Linked DNA regions of Homo sapiens: region 2 is linked to region 1. Evidence: read pairs that join two places in POLR2A ChIA-PET (ENCODE). Cell type or tissue: MCF 10A. All regions are shown on one strand.

What was found. Peaks named below come from ENCODE experiments on the same cell type or tissue, not always from the same donor. Only the 100,000 strongest peaks of a DNase experiment are listed, where the experiment ranks them.
Region 2: POLR2A ChIA-PET joins it to region 1 with 6 read pairs; 2 of 35 experiments call an interaction of 5 or more read pairs at or near these places.

What each region holds. Positions count from the first base shown.
Region 1 is chr2:39,404,095-39,406,594 of GRCh38, reverse strand. All of the region lies in intron 1 of MAP4K3 (mitogen-activated protein kinase kinase kinase kinase 3), which reads left to right. Among named protein-coding and RNA genes, the nearest start is that of MAP4K3, 32 kb to the left of the region's middle. In MCF 10A, no CTCF peak of the experiment used is centred here; a DNase peak (open chromatin) is centred at 1,064.
Region 2 is chr2:39,255,740-39,258,239 of GRCh38, reverse strand. All of the region lies in intron 31 of MAP4K3 (mitogen-activated protein kinase kinase kinase kinase 3), which reads left to right. Among named protein-coding and RNA genes, the nearest start is that of CDKL4, 13 kb to the right of the region's middle. In MCF 10A, no CTCF peak of the experiment used is centred here; no DNase peak of the experiment used is centred here.

The DNA of each region.
Region 1 (2,500 bases):
TTTTCCTTCCTCACTTTATGCCTTTCCCCTCTATCCTGGCCTGTAAGGCTCCCACTGAAAAGTCTGCTGTCAGATGTATTAGATCTCCAGTGTATATTTTCCTTTCTCTTGCTGCTTAAAGAGTCTTTTCTTTATCCTTGACCTTTGGGAGTTTGGAGTATTCAATGTCTTGAGGTAGTCTTCTTTGGGTTAAATCTGCTGGTGTTTTATAACCTTCTTGTACTTGGATATTAATATCTTTCTCTAGGTTTAGGAAGTTCTCTGCTTATCCCTTTGAATACACTTTCTACCCCTGTCTCTTTCTCTACCTCCTTTTTAAGGCCAATAAGTCTTGGATTTGTCCTTTGGAGGCTTTTTTCTAGATCTTGCAGATGTGCTTGTTTTTTTAATTCTTTTTTTGTCTCCTCTGTTTTCAAATAGCGTGTCTTCAAGCTAACTCATTCTTTCTTCTGCTTGATCAGTTTTGCTATTAAGAGACTCCAATGTGCTCTTCAGTATGTCTGTTGCATTTTTCAACTGCAGAATTTCTGCTTGATTCTATTTAATTATTTCAGTGTCTTTGTTAAATTTATCTGATAGGATTCTGAATTCCTTCTCTGAGTTATCTTGAATTTTTTTTAGTTTCCTCAACACAGCTATTTTGAATTCTCTTTCTAAAAGATCACATATCTTGGTTTCTCCAGGATTGGCCCCTGGTGTCTTTTTTATTTTGTTTTATTTTTTGAGATAGGGTCTCACTCTGTCACCCAGGCTGGAGTGCAGTGGCATGATCTCGGCTCACTGTAACCTCTACCTCCTAGGCTTAGGTAGGTGATCCTCCCACCTCAGCCTCCCACGTAGATGGGACCACAGGTGCACACCACTGCAGCTGGCTAATGTTTGTATTTTTTGTAGACACGGCATTTCAACACGTTGCCCAAGCTGGTCTTGAATTCCTGGGCTCAAGTAGTCTTCCTGTCTCAGCCTCTCAAAGTGTTGGGATTACTGGTGTGAGCATCGTGCCCAGCCTTGGTGTCTTATTTAGTTTGTTTGATGAGGTCATGTTTCCTTGGATGGTCTTGATGCTTATGGATGTTTGTTCATGTCTGGGCATTGAAGAGTTAGGTATTTCTTGTAGTCTTTCTAGTCTGGGCTTGTTTGTATTTGTCTTTCTTGGGAAGGCCTTGCAGATATTCAAAAGGACTTGGATTTTGTAATCTAAGCCATACCTGCAGTAAAGGACAACCCAATCCCAGTAACACTGTAGTTCTAGTAGACTTGTAGAGGTACGTCCTTGGTGGTCTTCAATAAGATCCAAAAGAATTCCCTGTATCATAGGCAGTCTCTTATTCTCTTCCTTTACTTTTTCCTAAAGAAACATCATTTCTCTCTCTGTTCTGAGCTGCCTGGAGCTGGGGGAGGGGTGACACAAGGTCCTCTGTTGCCACCCGTACCAGGACTGTGCTGGGTCAGACCAGAAGCCAGCACAGCACTGGGTCTTGCCCAAGGCCCGCTGTGACCCCTACCTGGTTACTGCCTATGTTTGCTCAAGACCCTAGGTATCTGTAATCAGCAGATGGTGAAGCCAACCAGGCTTGTGTCCTTCCCTTCAGGTTGAGGAGTTCCTCTAGACCCCAGGTGGGTCCAGAGATGCCATCTGGGAGCCAGGGACTGGAGTTAGAAACCTCAGAAATCGGCTGGGTGTGGTGGCTCAAGCCTGTAATCCCAGCACTTTGGGAGGCCAAGGCGGGCGGATCCCCTGAGGTTGGGAGTTCGAGACCAGCCTGACCAACATGGAGAAACCCCGTCTCTGCTAAAAGTATAAAATTAGCCAGGTGTGGTCGTGCAAGCCTATAATCCCAGCTACTCAGGAAGCTGAGGCAGGAGAATCGCTTGAACCCAGAAGGCAGAGGTTGTGGTCAGCCGAGATCGTGCCGTTGCACTCCAGCCTGGGCAATAAGAGCAAAACTCCACCTCAAAAAAAAAAAAAAAAAAAAAGAAAGAAAGAAGAAAAAAAAAAGAAACCTCAGAAATCTTCCTGGTGTTTTATTTTACTGTGGCTGAGCTGGTACTCAAACCATGAAGCGTGGTCTTTCCCAGTCCTTCCTCCCCTTTCCACAGGCAGAGGAGCCTCACGCATTGGCCACCACCACTACAGGCCCATGGGGAGTACTGTCAGGCTACCGCTGATGTTCACTTAAGACCTGAGGGTTCTTCAGTCAGCTTGTGGTGAGTGCTGCCAGACCTAGGACTCACCATTCAGGGCAGTGGGCTCCTTTCTGCCCCAGTGCAGGTCCAGAAATGCTGTCCAAGAGCCAAGGCCTAGAATCAGGGACTCCAAGAGTCCACTTGGTGCTCTACCCCACTGTGGCTGAGCTGGTACCTAAGGTGAAAGACCAAGTCCCCTTTACTCTTCTCTCTGCTTTTCTCAAGCAGGAGTCTTTCACTGTAGCTACCACAACTGGGCATGCGCTGGTTTTCACTTGAAGCCAGCACATGTCAGAGTTTCACCCAGGACTCA
Region 2 (2,500 bases), 150 kb after region 1:
AAGGATATGGCTGGGCATGGTGGCTCATGCCTGTAATCCCAGCACTTTGGGAGGCCAAGGTGGGTGGATCACTTGAGGCCAGGAGTTCAAAACCAGCCTGGCCAACATGGTGAAACCCCGTGTCTACTAAAAATACAAAAATTATCCAGGTTTGCTGGCACACGCCTGTAGTCCGAGCTACTTGGGAAGCTGAGGCATGAGAATCACTTGAACCTGGGAAGGGGAGGTTGCAATGAGTTGAGATCGCACCATTGCACTCCAGCCTGGGTGAGGAACGAGACTCTTGTCTCAAAAAGTAAAATAAAATTAGAGGATATAATAAATATGAGGTCACTATCAGCCTTCATTCTTACACATTTTCTAAAATAGTTTAATAACTGTAGTGTAGATAATGTTATCTTCCTGGTAAGAAGTAATATCATTTCTTTTTTTTTTTTTTTTTTGAGATGGAGTGTCTCTGCCACCCAGGCTGGAGTGCAATGGTGCAGTCTCAGCTCACTGCAACCTCTGCCTCCCGGATTCAAGTGATTCTCCTGCCTCAGTCTCCCGAGTAGCTGGGATTACAGGCGCCCGCCACCACCCCCGGCTGATTTTTGTATTTTTAGTAGAGACGGGGTTTCACTACTTTGGCCAGGCTGGTCTCGAACTCTTGACCTCGTGATCCACCCGCCTCGGCCTCCCAAAGTGCTGGGATTACAGGCGTGAGCCACCGCGCCTGGCCTTGAAATAATATCATTTCTTATAACATAGTTTTGAATTCCCATTTCCTCCAGACTCCTGTAGGGTTTTTCTATAAGTGCTTTAAAATTTAGTACTCAGTATACCAGATTATGTTTTGGCTGTTGTGTCTGCTGCTCAGAGAATTTTAAGTATATGGAAGTTCCTTCTTGTCATTCTCACATTTTGCTTAATAGGAGTATTTTTCTGGAAAAGGATTTCTGACAATCAATACTTTTAAATGACTACATTCAGGAAAAATAAGGTGAAAATCATCTTATGTAGGATAGTGCTGGGAAAATGAATGGTGATTAATATTTGACTAGGCACACTTTTTCTGGTGTTCCTTATCAGTAAAGATATTTGCGTGTATGTGTATTAGCAGACGGTAAGGCTAAAGGCAGTTAGTTCATTGTCTTATTCCTGGTTCTGTTTTCTACATTCTCCCAACTAGAATGTCATTCATCCAACAAACAAATGATTATAATAAGTCAGTTTCGAGGGATATCTGATCAAGATGTTAAAATGGAATCCGCTTTCAAAGACATAGCCAGGGTCAAAAAGCAAGATCAACAACAGAATCTCAAAGCAGTATACAGGTCTGAAGCTAACAGGCCTGCTGGGCTCCAGTTACAAAAGTATCCCACAGGAGATGGAGAACCACAGCCAAGTTCATTGCTTGTGGTACCTGATAATCAGGCATGATGGTTTTTTTACCTACCTCCCCCATTAAAGGAAGAGATAATCCCTATCCTGTGCAAACTGTTTCAGACTACAGACAAGGAATTCTGAATAAATCAGTGTTTAATACTGATGCTAAAATCAAACAAGATTAGTACAGAAAACAAAAATTATAATCTTATGAAAATCATTTTTAAAAATCTAAATAAAATATTAGCAAATAGAATTACACATTATCAAATAGTAAACTATCCCAGGAAAGCAAGGATGGTTCAGCATCAGAAAATGTATTTATGTAATACACAATACCAAGTATTAAGAGAAAATCATGTAACTCTTCAGTAGATGCCCAAAAAGCATTCAGTAAAATCTGTCATTAATGATTTTTTTTAAATAATACTTCTTAGCAAATTGGGAATAGAAAGGAATGTCCTTCACCTAGCAAAGCCTGTTAAAAATATGTTTAATGATCAAATTAATTCCCATTAAAGTGGAGAACTAAATAAGGATGTTTGCTATTATCACATTTCATTATTGTCTATTAAATGAGAAAGGGAAAGTATGAGGATTAGAAAGAAAGATAAAAAGATCATTTTTTGCTGATGGTATGATTATGTACATAGAATATAAAACCCTATTAATAAGTTACTAGAGTTAGTAAGAGAATTCAGAGTTGCTGGATATGAGTAACACCAAAGAATAGCTTTCCTAAATAATCAGTGAAAAACTTAATTGGAAAAAAGATCCCTTTCACAAAGGCAATAAAGTAACATACATAAGAATAAATGAAATCCAAACATTTTTAAGATCATTATCTAGGAACCTCCAAATTATTTTTTTTTAAGACATAAAAGATTCAGCAAGTGAAGAACTACATCATGTCCATGGGTAGAAAGACTTAAATGAGAAAGATGCCAGTTCTTCAGTTAATCCACAGGTTCAGTGGATCTGCAGTAAGAATCCCAACATGATGTTTTGTGCCACTTGATAAGCTGCTCTTAAAATTCATATGGAATGGCCAGGCGCGGCGGCTCATGCCTGTAATCCCAACACTGTAGGAGGCTGAGGCAGGAGAATTGCTTGAGCCCAGGATTTCAAGACC